Linked DNA regions of Homo sapiens: regions 1 and 3 are each linked to region 2. A link is a loop called in an ENCODE intact Hi-C map of the cell type or tissue named here. Cell type or tissue: PC-9. All regions are shown on one strand.

Region 1 (8,000 bases), 170 kb before region 2:
GTTACTTCTGTCTTGTTTTAGCCCAAAGGGTGAACTGCTGCCAGCAGTATGTCTGGAATGTTATTTACTTGGTACATTTCTGTGGCTTTTTGTAGCATTGCACATGCCAGAGCCATTTACTTGAAAATGCCAGGTTGCACAGTTTGTCTTCTCAACGGGGTGACTTTCTCAGTTAGGGGAGTTTAGTTCCTGTGTCTCTCAGTTTCTTCCTTCCTTCCTTGTTTTTTTTTTTCCCCTGAGTTAGTGCTCTGAACAATACTGTTGGTGCCTGTTGCATCGCACCCCTTTATCCTGAGTGCCCCAACTCCACTTGTAATTTCTGGGGTTTCTGGTGTCCTCTTCAGAGCACCTGGCAGATGCTTTTTCATTTGCATGCCTGCCCTGTTATTACTTCACATGAAAGCTGTCTGTTTTGGCAGACATGACTACCATGATTGCAGTTGAGCTCTCTGAGCTGAATGGGTGATGTTGTGTAAGGGAACTCGAGGTGGGGTTTTCTCTAATGGTGGCTGTGGGAGTGGAAGAAAAACCTGCGAGCAGTCTTGGCTTGTGCCGAGCCGACATGATAGCAAACAAATGACTTTTGAAGGGAGGAACCGGTGTGTACAGTTTCCTAATTTGGAAGGTTTCACAACTGTTTTTGTTCAACTGATGGAGGAGAGATTTTTTTAAGGGCAAATTCTTCATTAGGAAGACTGTAAACAAGTCCTGGAAAAAGGATAATTGCTGAAGGAGGAGGCATGGAAGATATTTGATGGGCCTCTTTCGTCAGCTCCCCTTCTTCCCATTCCACCTATGCAGTTTTAATGGTGATATTTTGGGTTTTAACACAAGGTATGGAAAATGAGATTAGATAAATCTCCCTGTCTGGTGCCAGTCCTGGGGCCATTTGCACACCTGGGTGGGATAACTCCCTGCCTTCTTTCTGTCAGCATAATTTTGTTCTGTCATGTGAGTCTATAAGCACTTGCAGATATGATGGAAAAGCTTGGCCTTACACGGTCTCGGCCTTTATTCGGGCCTCCTGGAAACCTCAGCCATCCCCGGCACCTGCTCGTTTGTTAACATCATAGCCAGCTCCCCGTGCAGAATGGAACATTTTCTGCTCCATTCTTCTTGGCTTTTTCTGTCCTTCTGCATGACTTCTCAATTTGTTTGTAAGCTGCTCAGATTTTTGGCTGAAGGGTCTTCTTTGATCACTCTCCTGACAGCTTAGGCTTCACACTGTCACACCTGCTCTTCTTTTACAGTCCAGATTTCAGAGTAAATGCTTCCATTGCCTTGTAATTTTTGTTTTGAGTGTAAAACTTTGGTGCAGGTTACTTATTACAGGTAATAGCCGTTTGATGATGGAGAAAACTGGTTGGCAGAAACGGCCACCTGAACTACAGCCAGAAACATAAACTGCCACTTTATTTATGTCTGAAAGCATCTAAGCCGCAAGCCTATCTGTCATGATCTAGCATGCACATGATAATAACAGGCTTGCCAGGCTAGGAAAGCTGCCCCATCGGATGGCCATGAGGACAGGCTCTAACAAGACTCTGTGCATTTTCTCCCCCATTATCCACAGCCCACACATCATGTTCCTCTCTCAGAGCATCTTGACAGGAGGGAACCATCTCTGTGGGACCCGCCTCTGCCATGAAATTGCCCATGCCTGGTTTGGCCTAGCCATCGGGGCCCGAGACTGGACGGAGGAGTGGCTGAGTGAAGGCTTCGCCACTCACTTGGAGGATGTGTTTTGGGCCACAGCACAGCAGGTGGGTTAAAGTGACCCTAAGTATTTCACTACCCAGAGTCAAATTCCATTTCTGGTCATTTGCTCACCCAACAGCTATGGACTGAGGGCCTACTATGCACTAGGCACAAATTTTGCTGGGGAGATGGCTGCATAAATAAGAGAGGGAAGCCCCTACTCCCCACAGGATTTACAATCTAGAGATGGGAGAGAGAGTAGACAAGTGAATCAGTAATGGGTCAAGTGTTGGAGTACTGTGAAGAGAAATGAGACCCATAGAGGGGCAGTGGGTCCTATTTTAGAAGGTAGTAAGAGAAGGCCTCTCTGATAAGGAGATATTTGAGCAGAGATGTGAAGAAAAGGTCATGCTATAGCATACTCAAGCACTTCTTTGTGGTTGTGATTGTGGTGACTTGTGTGTGTGCAGTGTATGTGTGTGTGTTTTAAATAAAGAGATTAAAACATAAATCCAGAGTCATCTCAGATGTCTGCTCACAAGTAGTGAATGAAGAATGAAGCAGGGGCGGTATAGATTAGGGAATGGTGAGAACTGTGGCAAACTGACAGCAGCTACTCAGCTCTAACCAATTGTCATGGTGAAGGAAGGAGGGCTCAATATAACCTACACTATTAGTTTTTTAAGGTAACTTATAATTCTGGACTTTTATGTGAAGTTTACTAATTTAAAAAATACCACGCAAGACAAACATACCCAGAAGCCAGACCTGGTGCACACGCTCCCAGTTTGCAACCTCTACCTTAAAGCATTGGCCACCAGTTCCAATGAGGATGATAAGCAACTAAGCTGCTTCGTGCTTACTTTCAAGTTCCTATTTTTGTTGTTGTTGTTGTTGTTGAGACGGAGTCTAGCTCTGTCGCCCAGGCTGGAGTGCAGTGGCACGATCTTGGCTCACTGCAACCTCCACCTCCTGGGTTCAAGCAATTCTTCTGCCTCAGCCTCCTGAGTAGCTAGGATGACAGGCACATGTCACCATGCCCAGCTAATTTTTGTATTTTTAGTAGACGGGGGTTTCGCCATATTGGCCAGTCTGGTCTCGAACTCCTGACCTCGTGATCCGCCCACCTTGGCCTCCCAAAGTGCTGGGATTACAGGCGTGAGCCACCGCGCCCAGCCTCAAGTTCCTAATGTTTAGGTCACTTTTTTCCCCCTGTCATCTCTGTCCCTTATACACTGGACTATTTGGCATTTTCCAAAATTCCCAAGTTTGTGCATACCTGCATGATATTGTTCAAGGTCCTTTGTCTGTTGAAATCTTATTTATTTTTCACTAACCAGCTGGAGGTCACCTTCTCTAGCTAGCCCAGGCTGATTACCCGGCTCACAATTCAACACTACCCTCCTACACACTGTGGGTTCCCACAATACTTGGTGCTTACCTTTTTAAACTTATTTTATTTTTTCTTTTCCTTCTACTGTGTCATTTCCTTATCCTCACACCTGGACTATACCTGCTTTAAATTGGAGCTGGGTCTTGCTTTTCATACCCTGGCCGTGGACCCAGCAGTGTGCACATCAGTGTCCCCTGCCACATGGAGTCCTGTGAGGAGAGGCCACATGATAGATACAGAAAAGGCTCTGGGGTCTGAGTCAGACAGACTTCCAGTCCTGGCTCTGCCATTCGTTGGCTCTGTGAGTATAGGTAGGTTAGGTAGCCTCCCCAAGCCTCCGTTTCCTCATTTGTAGAATGGATGTAAGAATGCCAAAGCTTGCAGGGTGAATGGGATCAGGTGTGAATGAGCTTAGCACAGTGCCTGACACGTGGAGAATGTACAAGAAATACCTGTTCCCTTCCTCTTTGTGTTTCCCTCCGTCTTACACACAGGCATTCAGCAGGGGTTTAATATGAACGTGCCTCTATCACCATCTCTTCCCTGGAGTGCCTCCCTTCTGAGACTCTCAGATTCGCGCTGGTCCTGGCAGTTGTGGTGCATTCCAGGCATCTGATCATGGAACCTCCAGTTTTTATCTCCTGCATCTCCAAAGAGTGCTCCTCCTTACCCTTCCCTTTGCCTAGACTTCTAGGAGGCCACTCCTTAGTCTGCTGGCTTGGTCCTGCCTCTTGACTGATAAGTTTACATAGAGAAGTAAACACTAAATATTGTCAGAATTCCGAGGTAGGAGAGGACAGGTCTGGGCGGGCCTGGAAAGCCTTTGTGGAGGCGGTGGCTTCTGTTGTGAGCCTAAAGGGACAGCAGGAGCTGAGCTTGCCCTGTTGCTCTTTTCCCTTAACATGATAGGAGTCAGCCCCCTCATCATCCTTGGAGGTACATGCAGTAACTCTTCGAGATGTGAAAACATGAATATCCCTGAGGCAAAATTGCCATTCTAGATTCCAGCACAAAGTTTGAAACATTTCCAGAGCAAGTCCGCCAGGCTGACCTCTCCCTTCAAGTGCGAGACTGGGCTGTTGCTGGCCCTGGCGAGTGCCTGCCTCAGACCGTCCAGGGAGTGGGGGAGTGCCCTGTGGGGCAGGGGTGGGTGTGCCACCTCCCAGGTGCTCCTGGCCAGCAGGCCCCACCCGGGAGCAGGGCATGAGGATACAGGGTGACAGGGGTCACCGGGGTCACTTTGCTGCCTGGGAGACTGTGCTCTGCAGCACTGAGCAGTAGAAAGCATGGTGGGGCCGGGGGTGGGTTGCGGGGGACATGTGAAATCTCAACAAGGTGATGGAGACCACCTTCCACTCAGAGAGGCATCCGCAGGGATTTGTGAATCAAGTCAGTCGCAAGGTTGGATGGTGTAACTTGTCATCAACCTGGAGAAAGTCTAAATGCCTTCACAGACATATTAGTCTGCTTGGACTGCCATAATAAATACCAGAGACTGGGTGAATTAAACAACAGACGTTTATTCCTCACAGTTCTGGAGGCTGGAAGTCCAAGACCAAGGTGCCAGCAGGGTTGGTTTCTGGTGAGGCCCCTCACTCTTCCTGGCTTGCAGGTGGCCACGAGCTGCTTTTTCTCTGCGTTCTCATATGGCCTTTCCTCTGTGCATGCAGAGAGAAAGTACGCTCTGTTGGCTCTTCCTCTTCTTATAAGAACACCAGCCCTGTAGGATTAGGGCCCCACTCATGACTTACTTAACCTTAATGACCTCCTTGAAAGCCTTATCTCCAAATACAGTCACACCGGGGTAAGGCCTTCAACACATATATTTTGTGGAGACACAGTTTAGTCCATAACAGCAGGCACATGGGGTCTGAGGATCGTCTGGCCTCTGCCAGCTTCCCTGCACCTTGCTCCCTCCCAGAATGGTAGTCTGCTCCAGGCCTGACCATATGCCTTGCCATTCTCTAAGCACATCACACACTTCCTGGCCCGACGTGCCTTGCAAGTGCTCTTCCCGAAATCCCTCCTCCCCGGCCGACTCCTCCTTCCCTGAGGATCAGTGCTGTCACCACCACCTCCTCAGGAAGCCCTGGTGGGCAAGGGGGCATCTGGGTTCTCCCTTCACCTCTCCCGTCACCTGCTCTCTGATGTTAGTGTTCCTGCCCATCTCTCCCTCCCCTGGCTGCTGCCCCAGGCCCTGTCTGTAATGTCCCCATGGCCTAGCAGAGACTCAGTAAATATCTGTTGAACGAATTATCAGGAAAGTTTGATTTCCAGAAACACCCGTGGATAGACGTCTTCCCTCCCCAGTGGGTGCTCTGCTGCCTTCCCTCACAGAGGTCGGGGCCGTGTGGCCCAGTGAGCACACCATGGGACGGCAGCTGGTTCTGACTCAGTAGGGCAGAGTGTGATGGCCTCCCCTCCCCCAGAGTGAGTCCAGGCAGCACTTCTAGTTATGTGCACACAGAATCATCTGGGTTGCATTAGCAGGCCCCGCTGGAAACAGTCCTTAACAAAATTGAGGGCTGGGGAAAATCGGAGGTGAACGGTGGGGCCTTCCCCATCCTGTGCAGAAAGACAAAGCAGGAAAAGAGGACAGATCAAAGTGGAAATGGTCCCAAGGGAAGCCCACTCTCTCCAGACCAGGTGTGTGTCGGTGGGATGGGTGGGTTCCAGAACAAGGCGACCTCCGCCAAACAGCAGGCCCAGCTCCACGGCCAGCAGCACAAGCGAGCGTGCACGGTTGGTTTTTTGTTTTAGGCACTAAGAGGCTCCAGTGGCCTTTAGGTTTCTGATGGAAGCAAGGTGAGAGCAGGGGCAGGCTATCTTGTCCCCCATTGAAACAAAGTGAGCCATTGCACCAGGACCACAACAGTGACTGTGTTTTGTGCATGTGTGTCTGTGTGTCTGTGGCTGAGCAGCTGGCCCCCTATGAGGCCCGGGAGCAGCAGGAGCTGAGGGCTTGTCTGCGCTGGCGTCGCCTCCAGGACGAGATGCAATGCTCCCCCGAGGAGATGCAGGTGTTAAGGTAAAGCTGCATGGTGATCCACAGCCCTCTCATTCCCCTCCTTCTTTCCTTCAAGACACCTCCCTGCCAACTGATGACATCTGCTGTGTTTCCTTTTTAAATTAAGTTGGGGTGGGCTTCTTGTCCCCCAGATGTGATGGTTATGTTCTAAGTCTTTCAGGGCATGCGTTTCGATTTGCCTTCCGTCATTTTCCTGGTGACTGTTTAGGAAAAAACTAGCATGAGGCCATTTCCGGGGGTCAGATCCTTCGTTTGAAGTTCTAACAGTCACTTTACGTGGTGGCTGCGGATGTGGCGAGGGTTGGGGTTTGGCAGCCTGGCAGACAGTAAACCTATAAAGCCAAAGGGGAAAAAAATCTTTAGGAAAATATTGATTCCTAAGTGTTTAGTGGTCACAGATGTATGTGTCAATGGGCCCTTTTGTTTCCATCGTAGCCCAGCAGGAAGCCTCTGCTGCTCCCCTGTGCAGCAGGATTCCATGGCCAGCTCCTGAGTTTTGTTTGTAGACTGTGGCTTGTGGCATGTGCAGGATTATTTCATGCCATTTTTCCACGTTTGTCCCTCTCTGCTTTGCTCCTTTTCTTTGTGAAATGTTTATCTGAAACCTGGTACCTAGGCTCCGGGAGCACTGTGGTTGCTATGGCAACAGGAGGTTCCATCACCTCCCCTCCTCTTCCACTAGAGTCAGATGTTGGTAATCTGCCATCAAACAGGTGGGGAGGGATGGCCATCCAGGAACTGCTCCTCTCCTCGCCTGTTCTTAGATGGCCGCCCTGAAGGCCCATCTACTTTCCCAGGCAGAGGCCTGCCTTGGATGGTTCTGCTGTTGTTGTTTGTTTTTAAATATACACCCCCACTTCGCCTGACTGTGACTGAAGCCTAACGCAAATGCACCCCAGGGAGGGAGCTGGCTGGGACTTTTGTGCAGCACTGCAGAATGTTGGGGTATGGCAAGCTGCACCCTTCCCACAGCAAAGTTCCCTGCGCTTGCACGCTAAGGCGGACTCCCAAGTTGACTCATCCATTGTTTCGGAAAGGAGATCTAGCGGAGGGAAGTGGAGCGGGCCAGGAGCCAGGAGACCTGTGTTCCCGCCCCAAAGCCATTGTTCCAGCATCTTTTCTCTTGGCCAATGCTGATTGATCCAGGCAGGACAGCTACTCCTATGGCCAAAGTGAACATGGCCCCTGCTCTCACAGAGCTTCCACTTAGCAGGGACATGGCTACAGGTACCGGCCGGTCACAGGTGGTGCGCAGCACTGTGAGCAGACTGCTCGGTGATGTCCATACTAACTGGAGGGCGGCGCATAAGGAGGTGGGGAATTTCTCTCTGAAAATGAGCTGCCTTGTGCATAGCCTGCCTGAGGTGGGAAAGGCCTTCATGTGCCTTAGGGACAGAAAGAAGGGCAGTGTGGCTGGAAAAGGGACTGAGGGCAGGGGCCAAGAGAGGCAGGCAGGAGCCAGGTCACACGAGTCTTTCCCCAAGTTCTTCAGAAGCTGCTCCAGGACCTTCAGCAGGAAGGTGGTATGATCTGCTCAGTATTTGGACGGTGCTGCTCTGCTGCTGTGTGGAGAGCACCACAGGCAGCCGACGGAAAGCCAGGAGAACGGTTGCAGCCTTGCAGTAGTCCATGCAAGAGGCCCTGGAGTGCCTGTGACAGATGCAAGACGCAGACCTATTTGAAATGTGTTTTGGCTGTGGAACGGGCAGGTCTTTGGTTGATTGAATGTGGAGAAGAGGAAAATGAGTGTATCCAGAATGACTTTGAGGTTTTTGAGTTGGACAGTTGGGTAGATGGTGATCCCATTTGTGTGATGGTAAAGACATGAGGAGGAGCTTGGAAGGAAAATGAAGTTTCCAGCTTTGCATGTGTTAAGTTTGT
Region 2 (8,000 bases):
GAACCTCCACCCAGGGCCTGGCAGAGAGGCCTCTAGATTCCAGCCTGAGAGCAAACCGGGGTCTCGGGGTCAGTAGGAGACAGATGTGACCAGTACTCTTCCATTTTTAAGTGAAGTATCACATCAGAAACTAGCTCAGATCAAAGGGCGTGTGACAACTGAGGCTAGAACGCTCACTGCCTTAGCCCAGCCATAGCACCTTCGGAGAGCAGGGCTGTCTGCACGGGACATAGTAGTTTTGGATGAAGACGGGCTGTCTGGAAGAGCAGGATGTGGGTGTGCTGGGGAACCTGAGTTCCCACTGTGGATTCATCTGCCAAGTGGCAGGGTTTGAACGCAGGTCCACATGGCTCAGAGCTTTCCTCCACGCCACAATGCCTCCCCAGCTGTGGGCCCTTCGTTGACATCTGCTGAAGCCTCCGTGTCCAGGCACTCCTGGGGATACTGTCTTGTCACACTCAGCAGCCAAGACTTGAGAGGCCCCCCTGGGCCTTCACTCCTAATCCAGTCTGATGGAAGGGCAGGCTGGGTGGGGGCACGGGCTGCTTTGGAAAGCATGGAAACCTGAACTTGAATCCGCCAGTTAAGTGCTGTTTCCCAGCCTCAGCTCAGCAGCTCCCCGCGGCCGACCCATGGGTGGGACCTGTCACAGGTTCTCAGTTAATCAGATGTGAAGATATTAGCTCCCCCCACCCTGCAACAGGCTGTAAGAAACTGACAGGAACAACCTTCTTTACCAACAAGCCAGCGCCTCCACTGAACAGACGGACCCAGGACTGGAGGGTCCCCACAAGACACATCAGCTTCCTGTCTAGGTAGAAGCCAAGAAACACCTGCTCACAAGGGGCTTTCTTAGGCTCTAAAATGACTTGCAGATGCCATGGGATGGGGGAGCCCCATGGCTATGCCCTGAGGCTGCGTGGGGCTAAACGGCACTGAAGGGCCACTGAGGGGCTGGAGGGCAGAGGCCGCAACACGCCACCCTGGCCCCTGTGGCCTGCAGCCACTAGCAACGTCACAGGGCCATCTGTCCCCTGAGTGGTAGGTACGAACAGTTAACTGGGTTTGCCAGGTTTAATAAAAGATCAGGGAGAGGCAGCAAGTTAATGGGTTAATTGCCACTGTCCTCCAGGAGAACAAACGGATGCCGGGTCCAGTCCTTCCCCCTGAGGCCGCAGAGATGCCAGTGTTTCAGCCCGCAGGAGCCGGGCAGCCCAGTGCAGGGCACTTCTCCAGAGGCCAGCACGTTTTAAACCATGTCCCCTGCTGCCGCCTCCGGCTGTCTGAACACAGGCTGCGCCAACCTGTGGCTGGGCCCGGGCCCAGGGCCTGCTGCGGGAGGGGAGGTAGCCAGGGCATCTGAGGGTGACCCCAGCCCAGAGGGCCCCCCCTTCGAAGGGAGGAAGCAGCAGTGACCACACCCTGCACTTGGTCGCCTGCAGGCCTCGCCAGCACCCTGGGGCCGGCCTAGAAAGGCAGCCCCTGCCTCCCTGCTGGGGTTGAAGGGACAGGAGGACCTCCCCAGCCCAGGGCTCTGGACCACAGCCAGGGGTATAAGGGCAGGGAATTCTGGCTGGACAAAGGCAAAAAGTGGGGTGAGGGAGGATACAGGAAAGAAACACCAGGGAAGACGGTCAGGTCCCAGCTCAGCTTCCTTTGAGGATTAAAGGATTTTAAAGCATTTATGTTTATTGGAATTTCAAACCAAAATACTGAAATAATAGCCTCCATGCTAGGCAAGGTGACCTTGCCTGCAGCATGGAGGGAGGCCAGCCACACCCAAGACAGCCCTGACGGAAAACCTGCCCTCAATGACAAAGGGGTCCAGGGAGGCTGCGGCTTCCCTCCACCTCGATTCAGCCTGCAACAGCCGGTGGCCGGGCCTGGGGGAGGCCGAGGGGAGGGACCTGTGCCGCAGTGACCTCACCAAAGGCAGCTGTGACCCACAGAGCAGCTGAAAGCAAGGCCAAGGGCCGCTTTCAAGGGACAGTTTGTTTAGAGTTTCAAGTTCTAGACCAAGCACGTCCTTGTTCTATAGATGGGGCCAGTGGAGGACTTGTGTGGGTCATGGGTGGGGGTGAGGGGAGGTGCTGGCAGGGAAGGAGGGCTCCTTGGCAAGGCAGTCCCACCCGGCAAGGGGCCACAGTCTGTCCTGGGAGGCTCCTTCCAAGCAGAACTCTGGGTGCGCAGGGCCCACCACACCCCATTCCCCAGAATAAGCGGGGTGCTGCCTGGCACTTTGTCAGGGGTTCACATTAAAGTGTGGTGGCTCTTTGGTTAGTTGGTGCCCTTGGGCTGAGCCACTGCAGGCTCACTCTGTGCAGGGCCCAGCCATGACAGTCACTGTATAGGGGCACGGAGACGGTGGCCACCCAAGAGGTTTGGGGGAGCTGGAGGTTGAAAGGGCTGCCTGGACCTCCCAGGGTCGTTCCCAGCACCCGCGGGACAGTGACCTTGGCCTTGCTGCTTGGGCTCTGGAGATTTACAAGGTGGAAGTGAGGAGAGGCCAGTTGTGACTATTCAGTGGCAGGGTTTTATAGATCTCTTCCCACCCTCCCTGCTGTCTGGGAGACTGATCACCCGATAGGCATTCCTGTTCCAGTCGGATAACTAGACGGTGTGAGAAAGGCCGGCAGCCGAGCCTGGGGTGGAAGGAAACCACCGTAAAGCCACAGATGTCCCAAGACCAACTTGGCACGTGTGCATGTGCGCACCCCACCCCAGCAGCCCCCATGGGAGGCCCAGCCTGAGAAGCCACTCTTGGGGCTGGGGGTGGGAAAAGGGGGTTGATGCCCCGTGGTTCTCACATAGATCCAGAAGAGAAGAAAGGCTGAGAGCTTCGGTCACCAGGCTGTGGCCTGAGAGAGTTGCTGATGGCACCAAAAGCCTGTTGAAGGCTGTGTGTGTGTGTGTGTGTGTGTGTGCACACACACACACACTAGTAGGGAGAGGCAGTGCAGGGCTAAATGCAGAAATGCAGAGAAAGACCTCTGACCACACAGTTCTGTCTAGTCCCAACAGCTTACAAGGAACCAGACCGGTCCCTGCGGTGTTTGTTGAGATAAAACAAGGTCAGGGTTTGGCTTCTCAGCCCCAGGACTTAAAGGGGGTGGGCCCAGGGGGAGCTGCTGTAAAGACCAGAGCCTCCCACCCCCGCCTGGGCCCACCCAGCATCTGGCTGCTCTGCCACCCCTACCTGACCCTGGCAGTCGCTGAGTGGGGCCTGGGGGCGGGCCTGGGGCTGCTCCCAGGGGGACTGTCCATTCTGAGTCTCCCACAGGCTCCCCACCTGGGAGAGGAGTGCCCAGCTCTGATCCTGCCTGGGGCCGCCTGCCCAGACAGCTCATCTGTGGCTTTGTCTGGGGCACAGAGGCGACTGGGTGTGCACCCTGTGGTTTCCATTTTCTTAAGCTTTCTTTGTGCTCCTTCTGCCTGTAATTTCTTTCAGCCTGGGCCTTTGTGGAATCTGTCCGCCACTTTAAAGCGCAGCCGAGGAGGTGCTTTTGCCAGCGGGGTGTGGGTGGGGTGCTGAAGCTGCCCATGGTCAGACCCTGACTCACTGCCAAGAGTCCTGAGTTCCAGAAAGTTCCTTTCTGCTCTCATAGTCCTCCCTTGCCACAACGAGGTCTGACAGAACAGAAGTGCGTTTCCTGACGACTGGATCGGACGCTCATGGCGAGCTCTGAAAGGCAGGAGTCAAGGAAGCCCTCTGTGGCTAAGACACCACACTCTTCACCCGTGATCCCTGAGGTTTCTGCATTCTGACCCTATGATTTAAGTCCCCAGGGACTTCAGCTGCAGTTATGTTTAGGGAGGGAGGCTCAGGAAGAACATGAATTACGGCATAACTCAGAGATGAGGCCGGAGTCCGTTTCAGTGATTGCTGATGGAATGGAACAAGTGTGCATTTATGTTGGGTTGTAAAGAAAACACAGATAATTTATGGGGAAGGAGCTATAGTTTGATGATTGTATCTGCTTTACTAAGTTAAAAGCGTGGAGGAAGTGACTGCAGAAACTTGGTTTTAGCACAGCTGAGGCAGAGGACTTGCGTACAGGAGGAAAGCCATGATGAGCACAGGGCCCTGGCAGATGGAGGATGGGTCTTTGGAAAGCTGGGTCATGGCCCAACAAATGTCAGGGCACATGCGTCCAGTCATAGTAAGTAGACTTTTTCTAGAAAATTCTGTCCAATGGTAGAACATAAGTCCTGTGAATAAGAAACAAAAGCACCACCACGGTGACTACGGTGCAAGGATCAGAGATGGCGCTGTCTCCTTTTAAAGTTACAGATGGTGCCTGGCCTCCTTCCCTTCAGGGCAGCGTTTAACGGCAGCCCTCTCTTAGAGCAAACAAAGAGTCTTCCTTTGCATACTTGATAACAACTTATTTTTCTCATAGATCACACATGCAAACAAATATAGGTAATATGTAAACAAAAAGTAAGTTTTCTCTGCCTTTTCAGCTAGTCTCTTCCCCAAATCACTATAATGAAGTTGATTACCGTCTCCACCCTGGCGCCGGCAAGCACGTGTGCAGGCCCTGCTTTATACACGGAGGGTGGCACAGTGTTCACACGGGTCTAGATTGGCACGTACATAACGCTCGCTTCTCTGTGTCGATGGCTGCATTGCATGGACGCGCTGTAACTCGAGAGGCAGTGACACCCCACCTTCTGGGGGCTTCGTTCAAGTCCCAGCCCTGCTAGATGGCCTCAGTGTAGCCTTGGGCACATTATTCGGCCTCTCTGTGTTTGCATTTCCTCCTCTGTAAGCTTCAGCTGACTTTGTTGGGTCAGTGTGTGTGAAGTGGACAGCAGGCCCGGGCTCAAGGGTAAGAGTGTGCACTTGCTTGCACGCAGGCTTTTCCTTTTTTTCTCTCGTTCCTCTCTCTCCCCCACCCCTTTCTTGCTCTTCTCCTTTCTCTCCCTTTCCTCCCTCTCTGTTTCCTTTCATTTATATCTTTATGTGAACCTCTGAGTTGCCCCAGTGGTTGTTGGCTGTCGCATCCTGCACACGCACAGGCGCCGGCATATCCACGGGGAAAGCCCTAGATGTGCGCACTAGTGTGGATCCCTGCAGTCTGCAGTGGAGGGAGTGGGGTCAGGAGAACTGGGTGTCTGCTCCTTGGAGAAAGGATATATAATCTTTTTCGATCTTAGTGCTTTTATTACAGCAGAATACACATAAGATTGACCAGTATAACCATGTGTCAGGACCCAGCTCAGCAGCCTCGGTGTCTTCATTGTTGTGCAGCTCACCACGATCCGCCTGCAGAACTTTTTCATCTTCCCCAGTGAAACGGGACCCATTCAACACTCGTGCCCCACTTCCCCTCCCCCAGGTCCCTGGGAAGCACCATGCAGCTTCCTGTCTTTGAGGCTTGCCTGTTTTAGGGAGCTCATATGAGAGGATTCATAAAATCTTTGTCCTTTTATGTCTGGCTGATTTCATTTAACATAAAGTCTTCCAGGTTCCTCCATACTGTGGCGTGCTCAGGATCTCTGCCTCTTTTTTCTTTTTTCTTTGAGACAGAGTCTCACTCTGCTGCCCAAGTGGAGTGCAGTGGCACGATCTTGGCTCACTGCAGCCTCTGCCTCCTGGGTTCAAGCAATTCTCCTGCCTCAGCCTCCCGAGTAGCTGGGATTACAGGTGTGCGCCACCATGCCCAGCTAATTTTTGTATTTTCAGTAGAGACGGGGTTTCACCATGTTGGCCAGGCTGGTCTTGAACTCCTGACCTCGTGATCTGCCTGCCTGGGCCTCCCAAAGTGTAGGATCTCTGCCTTCTAAGGCTGAGGACCATCCTGCCATACACACAGACCACGTTTCCTTTCTGCACTGGCTTGGCTGCTGGCGGATGCAGCTGTCTGCCTCTTGGCTGTCCAGGAGAGTGCTGCCAGGAACATGGCGTCCAGGATTTCCTCAGCTGTTACTTTGCATTCTTTTGGGTAAACATCTAGAGGCAGAATGGATAGATCAGAGTTCTAGGTTACCATACTGTTTCCAGAGTCAATTTTCTATTTTGATTTTTTTCACCCTATCTTACGGTGCTGATAAATTTGGATGTTTGACAGGCTGTCCTCCGAAAAGGTGGTACCAGTTTCCTGTCCCTTCCTCTGCCTGTTCCGCACTCTGTCATCAGCATGGGGAGCATCAGCCTTGAGTGTTTCCCAAGCTGCCGTGGAGATGGTTGGGAGCACCTGGGCTTCTGCCACGCTGTGGAAAAGCCCCTGCCGTCCCGTTCCCTGTGTCGTGTGTGTCCCTGCCCGTGCGTTTCGAGCTGGCAGCTGTTTCCTTACTGATGTGTAGAAGAGCTTTAGAAGTTAGGAAATTCGCTTTTTTCATGTGCTGCAAATACTTCTTCTTCCCTCAGTTTACCATGTGTATTGAGATACTTTGGTGAGTTTGCTTTTGATTTCTGTATGGCCAGTTTTACCCACCTTTTCTCCTGTGGTTTCTTGCTTTTGCGTTGGGCATGGAAAGGGTTCCCTGTGGCAGACACAGCCAAGGGAGATGCGTGGGGGGTCCCCACGGCCTGGCCTGAAAGGAGGCATGGAAGTCCGCAGGGATGCGCTGGAGCCTTGGGTCCCGCCCCCTCTTCGTGAGATCGGCATCCTCTCAGCTCCCCTTCCTCCCTCCAAAGGACTGGAGAGTCTGCCCTGAGGCAGTGACCTGCACGCAGGGGTGTGGGTGGGCCGGGAGGGAGTGGCCGGGGCTGGACAGGGTGTGACCATCTGCAAACCACTGAGGAACAAAGAAGTTCTAAATGAAAGACCAGAAAATGCTTTCTGCATTTTGGGAGGAGGGAAGCTTCAATTTTATAAGCGAAATCCTTATTTATCTAAGTAAGTAATGCAGCATCTCCCCAGAGTGGCTGCAGCCTCCCTGCCTCTCCGAAGCAGGGGAACTGCTAGAGGCTTCTCAGAACACACAGATCCCAGAACGAGCCATGCTCCAGATGCCGACGCTGGGAAAGGCAGAGGGCTGGGGAGCTTATTCTGTAACAGTTTTACTCCTGATACCATCTTTTCCCCGTTGATGGCAATGTCTTTATCTTATACTAAATTCTGTACATGTACACGTGATTTACTCGGCGGGAGATGATGTCTGAAACCTAGGCAGTGAGTAGCGGGGAGTGACAGAGGGCCAGCTTCCTGGCTCCCCGACGGGCTGGATGTGGAGGTGGGAGAAAGGGAGGGGTCAAGAGTGGCTTCAGAACTCGCCCTGAGTCCCTGGCAGGATGGAATGGCCATCGGCAACATGGGGAGCTGGTGGGTGCGGGAGGTGGGTGGAGCAGGTGGGCCCACCTGGGATGTGGTAAGCAGAGAGGGTCTTCACACCGCCAGTGGTGATGCCCAACAGGCGGCGGGCTCTCCGGGCCGGTGATCCAGGGGCAGGTGTGGTCCCTCTGCCTAGAGATGCCATGTGAAGCCACGGGCAGGACAGGGTCCAGCCTCTAGGTGGAGTCCAAGGGCGCCCACCAGGAGGGGGTCAGGAGAAGAGGAGGAGCATGTGAGCTGGGAGGAGGTCGGCCCATGAGGCCTGAGAGCTGGCCGCTGGCTGCAGCCACGGGGGCCCTTTCAGCCCCACCCATGTTTCCCTTCATGAGAACCTCACACCAAAGTATGTGTCAGTGCGTGGTACGCTTCACTTTCAGAGCTTGCCTGGCTGTTCATGAACGTTTACTGTCCATATGAATGTTGGAATCAGGTTGTCTATTCGCTGTGTCTACAACCGTTAGTGTCTGTGTCTAGGATGTCGTTCCAGAGGGAGAGGCCAGCAGTTACAGCAGTACCCTCGGTTGGAAGGGGATTGGGCAATGTCTGGAGAAAGTTTTGTCACCACTGGTGGAAGGGGTGCACCGGCACCTAGTGGTGGAGGCCAGGATGCTGCCAACACCCTGCAGTGCACAGGACACCCCCACAACAGGGAGGCATCTGGTCCAAAGTGCTCATGGTGCTGCATTTAAGAAACCCAGATTTAGGTGCCTACAAAACATC
Region 3 (8,000 bases), 140 kb before region 2:
TCCTGTGTTCTGAATGTGTATGGCACACCAGCAGCCTGAGTTATGGCTGAGTCACTATGATCACCTTAACCCTGATAGATGAACCCAGCTTATGAGGAGACCTGTCTCAGCACATTGCACAGCTCTACCCCGCCCCAAACAGAACACTGTGAAAAGTACAGTCAAGGCCTTGTACTGCCTGGATCCTATACTCAAAAAGTTAATTCTATCTCGCAATATATATTTAATACAATTCAGTTAAGCTTCCTCTAAATAATTCATTTAGTTTAGTTTTTTTGAAATGAAAACCACACTTGATGCTGATTTAGCAAGGCCAAAGCTATGTAGCAAACCTCTTGACTCTACTGAATGGATGAATAATGTTTTCCTTCACATGCTTTAGCTTAAATATATTCCGGGCTGTACAGTCTCTTAAAATTGTAGATATTAGAGTCAGAAAGGACCTTAAAAGTGATTTTGCCTAACCTTCCCTGTGCCTGACAGATGGCCACTCAGCTTCTACCTGAGCAGTTCCAGGATCCAGGTCTCATTGCACTAGCAAACAGCAGATTTCCTGTGCTCAGCTTCTACCTGAGCAGTTCCAGGATCCAGGTCTCATTGCACTAACAAACAGCAGATTTCCTGTAGGAAGAGCCTGATCCTTAGAATGGCCCTTCTCAGATTTGGCTGGAATCTGCCTCCTGTAACATCTGCGCAGTCCTCTTAGCTCTTATCTCCAGAATTGCACAGAATGCGCCTTGCTCCCACCAAAACAATCTACGTATCTGAAGGCTCTTCTTTCTTTTCCTGACCAATAGGTCACTTTTTTGGGTGAATTTAGCATATATACCGCATGCCTGGGAGAACGTTCGCTTTCTTGGGCTTGGTCCTTGGTTGTTCTCTTTGTTGACAGTGGTCTTCTCCAAATGTGACAACTGAACTGAACACAGCCTGCTTTGAGGCGCCACCCATGAAGCATGGAGTGGAACTGTTATTGCACCCCTGGATCTGGATCATCCAGAAAGGAAGGACAAGTGTTCATCCAGTGGGATTCACTCAGATATATATATATACCATGTTTCTTTTTTGTTATTCTTTTTTTTTTTTTTCGAGATAGAGTCTCGCTCTGTCGCCCAGGCTGGAGTGCAGTGGCGCGATCTCGGCTCACTGCAAGCTCCGCCTCCTGGGTTCACGCCATTCTCCTGCCTCAGCCTCCCGAGTAGCTGGGACTACAGGCGCCTGCCACCACGCCCGGCTAATTTTTTTTTTTGTATTTTTATTAGAGACGGGGTTTCACTGTGTTAGCCAGGATGGTCTCAATCACCTGACCTCGTGATCCACCCGCCTCGGCCTCCCAAAGTGCTGGGATTACAGGCGTGATCCACCGCACCCGGCCTTTTGTTATTCTTTTAAGAGATGGGTCTTTCTCTGTCGCCCAGGCTAGAATGCAGTGGCGCAATCAAAGTTCACTGCAGCCTTGAACTCCTGGGCTCAGTGATCCACCCACCTCAGCCTCCTGAGTAGCTGGGACTACAGGCGAGCACTACCACATCTCGCTTTGTTGCCCAGGCTGGTCTCGAGCTCCTGGCCTCAAGGGATCCTCTGCCTTGGCCTCCTGAAATGCTGAGATTACAGGCTTGGGCCCCTGCACCCAGCCCCATATTTCATTTTTACATTCAGTATAATACACCTTGTCATGGCAGTTCTACCATTCCAAGTCCCATGCATTTTTCCTCCTTAATAACATTCTTTGAGTGCTTTTAATATGCCAAACACTGTCCTAAGCATTCTATATACATTATCTCATTTGATCCCAAAATGGCCTTGTGAGAGAAGTGCTGGTACCATAGTACCATTTTCCTCCCCATTTGATAGAGGAGGAAGCAGGTGCATGGAGATATTAAGCAGTCAGCCTTATCTGCACAGCGAGTAAGCAGCAGCACTGGGGTGAAAGCAGAGGCGCATCTGACCCCAGAGCCCAGCTCCTAACTGCTCCTCTCCACATCACCTCCCCCAGTGGGATTCCCATTACATTTGCATTCCTCCTGTTGATCCAGCCCACCCTTGTGCTTACTATGTTGGAAGCCACAGCAGTCACCTCCTGCTACATGTTGAGTTTACAGAAAATTAAATATACTAAATATTTTTCATAGGCAAACAGTTAATTTTTTAAAAACTCTTTCTCTCTATTAGATATTTTCTTCTTATTCATTGGACCCTCAGTTCAGCCTGCGGTTGCTGTTCTTGACTGTGGATGCTGTCAGTCAACCAGGTAGACTCCCAACTATAGCTCATAGGCAAATCTGTTAAGCCAGTAAATCACCATTCCTTAGGCACAGACCTAAGGATCTCCATCCAGGTTATAGCAAATAATTAATCAACACCCTTGGGGCTCTGTTTTTTAGCCTTGTATAAAGCCGTGAAACAACTACCATATGCTCACCGTTGCATGCTCTCCACCACATCCATTCTACTAGCTGCCTTGCAGAAGTCAAGATGCCCCACTGAATTTCTGGAATTGGCCCTCAGGATCCCATTCTAACTCTTGTAGTTCATCATTTTCTCTTTTAAGTGCTCACAAACTGTTCAATAACGTCATCACAAATTTTGCCCCGCCCCCCATCTCTTATCTTTGCAAATCGGAATAGCTGTCTACCTCCTTCAGCTTCTTTCTCATTGTCTGTGTGAATTGATCCTCCCCGCAGAGATCTGTGATCACATATCACAGGTGGAAGCTTTCAGAGCTATAGCCTGTCCCTCACCTGGACTTGGAATGGGAACTCCTTTAAAGGGTGAAGGAGCCCTGTCTACCAGTACCAAGCAGCAGTTCCCACATAGCAGGGCTTATTCTACCATGAGTAGCTTGAAAATCATTCTCCTTGGCAGGAAAGTTGAATCAAAATGGGAGTTGAGTCATTCTGTTCTTTCTGCCACCTCTTGGCACCTGGTCTTCCTTATGCTCCCAACTTCACCTCCAAAGCCCTTTTTGTTGTCCTGGGCCTTCTCCACTAGCCCATCCTGAAGTTTTGCCTTCTTGGCAGTCATTTTACAGCCTCCCAGCTCTCTTTATGTAGCGTGGGTTTTTCCTTTCTCCAGCATCCCGTTCAACTATTGTCTGTGTTCTCTGAAAACCACCCTTAGCAGAAACTGCCTGTGCAGTCACATGGGTGTCTTGGCTCTCCGTTTTTCTCTGTCTCTTTTGAGAATGTGTCTAGATCATCGCTTGCTGTGTTGAATGGGACAATATAGCACTCAGACCATTGCATTGATTGGTTTCTTATTTTTTCTCCATGTGGTGTTTTGCTTCTCAGAGGAATTTCTGATACATGGGCAATCAAGACCTGAGGACATTTTGGTTTTGTGTTGATACTCATTGCTTTTCTGAGTTTCATCTTTCATTTTCCCACCCTGATTATTAAAATGTGTGGAGTTTGTTTGCATTTTCCACAGTTCTGCTAACTACAGAGTTTCTCCTTATCACCTTCTTTAGCAGCCGACCCGGGACGCTGAGACTTCTTATGGGTACCCACCACTGGGTCCTTTCACTCTCAGGAGGACAGAATAAACCTTGTTTATTTTCCCGTGGCTCCTCAGAGGGATCCTCCTTCTGTCTTAAATCATCTTAGCAATTGCCTTTTTCAACACCAGAGGAATATCTTTCTGTGTCTGCTGCAGGCTGATGGTCCCAGTGGGGAAGCCCTTCCTGCTGGGTAGCTGTTAAATCCATTTTGAAAAGCATACAGACAGTCACACCTGCCAAATACCAGCGGTGTTGATACAATACAAATTTATTAGTTAAAGGTTTATTCACAACCTTTTGGTAGCACTGCAAATGCTAGTCAGTGGCAAATGTTCATTATTCACAGTTTATAGATAGGAAAATTGTCACCGAAAACAAACAGTGGATAGAGAATTCCTGTGCTTTCATCATTCTGCCTTCATTTTTTACCCAGAGGTGTCTTCGTGGAGCGGTGTAGACCAAGGGGATGAGTGTGTAAGGAAGATGCCCAGACCTAGCTTAGTAGGACTTTATGTGGCTCTTGAAATTTGTTGTTTCTTTTATTTATTTTCTGATGATGATGAGTCAAGGAGCAAGCTTAAAGACCAGCCCTTAAAGGGTTTGCATTCAAAATCAGCAGTCTCACCAAGGGAGAGTATAGGCTACATTTGTGTGTGGTGTCATTAAAACCTTTTCATTTTGGAATAGGTTTAGACTCCCAAGAAATTACTGTAGTAGTAGAGTGAGTTCCTGTGTCCCCTCCCCCAGCTTTCCCCCATGACAGCATCTCACATGCGTAACTATGGTGCCATGTCTTCTTAATGTCTTTGCCTGTCAGAGGAAGGTTTAGTTGATGCTACTGGAGGCTCAGTCAGAACATAGTCGGAACACAGAACGCAGATAATAGCCACATTTACATTGAGCTACTGAATGCCAGGAGGAGCTCTGGCTGAGTGCTCTGGTGCCACTCAGCTCTGGGAGCTGCCCCAGTGACTCTTACTGTCACCTTTTCACAGATGAGGGAGCCGGACTGCATGGGGCTTATGTTCAAGATCACATGGCAGTGGAGAGACTTGGGTCCAAGCCCTCACCCAGTGGTCATGCTCCTTCCCCTGCAGGTCTCACCTGTGCATCTGGGGCTCAGATGGGCACTGTTGGCCAGTCTCTACACAAGGGTCAGATTTCACTTCCTCCATTGTTGCAGGGTGAGTGAGGTCCTGCTCTCAAAGCTGTCAAACCTGGTGGGGCAGCTGCGACTAACAGAAACACTGAGATGTTGAAATGATCATTAATTCCCTTCTGTCTCATTTCTGGGATGCTTAGTCCCTGGCTCAGGCGTGGCAGCAGCAGGTTTATAGTTGAAGAATCTCTTGTGGCTCTCATGCTGACTGCTGGGAGTGTGAGAGGAAGAGTGCTGCTGGAGGGCCCGCCTGGGTGGGGGCAGAGCAGCAGGTGGGTATTCAGACCCAGCTGACATGCCAGAGGACAGTTCAGAGGCATTTTCTCAAATCCCACCCTTGGGGTTATCCTGCAGGATTGGACCTTTCTTCAGGAGGCCCGATTCGAAATCAAATCATTATGTATCAAATATCACTGCCACCTGCCCACTCTTTAAATATCCACATTGCCTCTGTGGTTGTGGTGGAAAAGGAAGGCGTGGGGAAGGGAAAGGGCACGTCAATCTCAGTTGTTGCATTTGGTGCCAAGTACAACAGAAACCAAGGGCATTTGAGCTCAGATGACCTTGGTAACTTGATCTCTCACATTCCATGTATTCCAGCCAAAGAAATAAACACCAGAGTGTAATGTCTAAGAGATACTGAACACTTTTGCTTTTATGGAATGCTTCCACATGACCTGAGCCTCACTGCAGACTTTACAGGTGAGGAAGCTGAGCTTCAGGGAGGGTAAGCAATTCCTCTAAGGTTCTCCACTTAGTACTTGGCACAGCCAAGATGGGGACCTGGATCTTGGGGGGGCCCCAGAGTGTAGCAAGGACTTTGGTGTTCTGTGGACCTGGGTTCTTAACCTCGACTCTGCCACTAACCAGTTTTGTGGTCTTCTCTAGGACTCACTTTCTTTAACTTTTAAATGGGCATAAACAGGATGTGGCCTCATCAGGATCTTATGAGGGAAGAGGGTGTGATGCATAATAAGAAGAGCTTGGCTGAGTACCTGGCACAGAGGATAACCAGGAAACGTTAGCTGTTAGTACTAGTCCAGTTAGAAACGAATCTGGCTACAATTATTGCAGCAATAAAGCAATGGTTGACTTAAACAAATGGTAGTTATCTTTCACACACAATACAAAGTCAGAAGGCAGGCATCCCCAGGCTGGCCAGGAGCAGCATGATGATAGTAAAGGCTGTTTGCCTTCCTTCAGTCCATTCTGCTCTCCACAGAATCCTGGTTTGCTGCCTCATGGTTGCAAGATGGCCATCACTGCTCCATCCACCAGGCTTGTGGGGAAGAGGTGCGGTAGCAGTCACATTTTCCCCCTTTATAAGGAAAGCAAAAGCTTTCCCAGAACCCCACCCAGCATGGAATCACAGCAGACATCTGCTTTTTTCATTTTGGCCTGGACTAAGTGCCACAGCTGCAAGAGACACTTAGAAAATGAGCATTAGCTTTTCAGATTCAGTCATACAAGTGGCAAGGAAGAAGGCAAATGAGAATGGGAGTAGACCGACCAGTTGGATTTGCCACAGCCCTTCCTGCCTCTCACACTGTCATTTTAAAAAAAATTTTGCATTGGTCCTCAGGTGCATAGGGCTTAGTTCATCCTAGTCGTGTGCCAGTGGCACATGAGTGGCAAAGCCCCTTTTCTAGACTGATGGCCTTTCCTGCTCGCAAGTGTATGCTGTTTCATGTACGTGCATCGCTTAAGTTTTTAAATGAAACATAACATAGATACATTAAAGTGCACAAGTCTTTGCTAGATGGCTCAAAGGATTTTTATGATTTATCCCCATGAAAGTACATTCAGATCAATCTATAGAACAGTCCCAGCATCTCAGAAACCTTCCTGTTTCTCTGCTGTCTGTCAACACTCCCTCCCAAGGTGACCATTATTCTGATCTCTATCCCCATAGGTCAGTTTTGCCTGTTCTTGGATTTCATTGACATGGACTTGTACATGTGTGTGTGCACTTCGTGGACCTGACTTCTTTGGCTGACCTGTGAGAGTCATCTGTGTTACTGTGTGTGGTTGTAGTTCATCTGCTTTCTCCGGTACTTTGTCTCTCTACGCAGACCTGGTATTAGTAGCATTGTGAGAACCAGAGTAGCACAGAGATGGAAGTTTCCTGTTTCCATTCATAGAGTGTCATTTCCTCCTAGAAACCACCCCCTCTGATTTCTTGCAAAGCTTGCCTGTGCACTGCCCTCTCCAGCAGCAAGCTGCTATCAAAGGAATCTCTTGGGGACTTGTATATTGGCTTTGAATGCTGTCAGCAGGAAGAATTTTCTTGAGCACTTCTTCATTTGGAGAGGATGGAAGAAGAGAGTTAGAGAGGGATGCTTTCGGGAAGGACATTTTTAGGCAAAGGAAAAAACAGCAACTGAAGGCGTCATTGGGAACTGGAACCTGGAAGCCAGCCTTCTGAGCAGAGATTTACATCATTCTTCTGTGTTCCTCCCCTTCGAGCAGTCTCAATTCAGGGCTCAAGGGCAAAAAAGACGCACGGCAACTCTGCCTGTCTTAGGGCTGGGCAACCTAGTTTGAGTTCAGACTGACTCTTGAGAAGTCTCCCTTCCCCCAGACAGTGGGTGATGGGCTTTCCTTATCAAAGCTAGTGTGGCTTTCTTACAAAAACATTGCATGGCAGGACAAACCTGAGAGCAGTGAAAAAAGCTGATTCTTTTCAGGGGAGTCTTAAATGAAGATGAAATGGATTAGTTATTCTTACAAGTGTGGGCATGTAGGTAAGTCAGGGATCGAGTAGAAAAATGAAAAGTATGCAGTTAGCTCTGATGGTTTTCATCATCATCTTTCCTTTAGGTATCTGCTGATTCTGTGCCTTGTGTCTGCTGGGATAATGTCCCAGAGTATTCAGCTAAGACTTAATCAGGGATCCTGTTTGCTAAAATGGAATATTTTATTAAGTTTATTAGGTAATTTCTGTATCCCTGGCCCTTGCTAGGGGCTTTGCAATGTATTATTTCAGTTATTCTCTGCAGGATCAGGGAAGGTGGGTAGGATTATTCCCATTTTACAAGTGAGTAAATGAAGGTTAGTAAGTAACAGGTAGTAAGAAGTAAGGCTGCTAGTCTAAACTAGGTCTCATATTCCAAAGGCTGCATACCTTCTGCACCACCACACTACCTTTTAAAATAACCCCTTGCTTTTCTGATGCACCAACCCTCTCGTGGTTCCTTGCCTTCCTTCACCTCAACACTCCTCAGTGTTGATCCAGTGAGTGGCCGGTTTTAGAACAGCCGAAAGCTGTAAATACCTCCTCACTTATTTTGATTCAGCTGTTGAAGCTATACTGTAACACTGCACAAATCTTTACTAGATGGC

Evidence for each region. Hi-C counts contacts between places; a loop is a spot of excess contacts. Peaks named below come from ENCODE experiments on the same cell type or tissue, not always from the same donor. Only the 100,000 strongest peaks of a DNase experiment are listed, where the experiment ranks them.
Region 1: it touches region 2 in a loop (7-fold over the local background); 3 of 110 quality-filtered maps call a loop at or near these places.
Region 3: a loop joins it to region 2, with 6 times the contacts of the local background. A loop is called at or near these places in 2 of 110 quality-filtered maps.

What each region holds. Positions count from the first base shown.
Region 1 is chr9:94,922,413-94,930,412 of GRCh38, forward strand. It overlaps AOPEP (aminopeptidase O (putative)), which reads left to right. Exons shown (of 17, transcript NM_001193329.3): 6 at 1,574-1,763; 7 at 6,013-6,119. AOPEP-AS1 (AOPEP antisense RNA 1) reads right to left here. Exons shown (of 2, transcript NR_147614.1): 2 at 4,608-6,451. Among named protein-coding and RNA genes, the nearest start is that of AOPEP-AS1, 19 kb to the right of the region's middle. RefSeq lists enhancers at 4,894-5,683, 5,684-6,472, 7,189-7,689. In PC-9, no CTCF peak of the experiment used is centred here; DNase peaks (open chromatin) are centred at 89, 509 and 3,919; H3K4me3 peaks cover 1,330 bases; H3K27ac peaks cover 4,395 bases.
Region 2 is chr9:95,089,159-95,097,158 of GRCh38, forward strand. It overlaps a transcript of AOPEP not described here. Among named protein-coding and RNA genes, the nearest start is that of MIR3074, 7.1 kb to the left of the region's middle. RefSeq lists enhancers at 795-1,544, 1,545-2,294, 2,295-3,044. In PC-9, no CTCF peak of the experiment used is centred here; DNase peaks (open chromatin) are centred at 2,573, 3,013 and 3,393; H3K4me3 peaks cover 819 bases; H3K27ac peaks cover 4,263 bases.
Region 3 is chr9:94,945,906-94,953,905 of GRCh38, forward strand. All of the region lies in intron 7 of AOPEP (aminopeptidase O (putative)), which reads left to right. Among named protein-coding and RNA genes, the nearest start is that of AOPEP-AS1, 4.4 kb to the left of the region's middle. RefSeq lists silencers at 4,529-4,707, 6,608-6,837. In PC-9, no CTCF peak of the experiment used is centred here; DNase peaks (open chromatin) are centred at 76, 4,726 and 5,246; H3K4me3 peaks cover 1,256 bases; H3K27ac peaks cover 5,880 bases.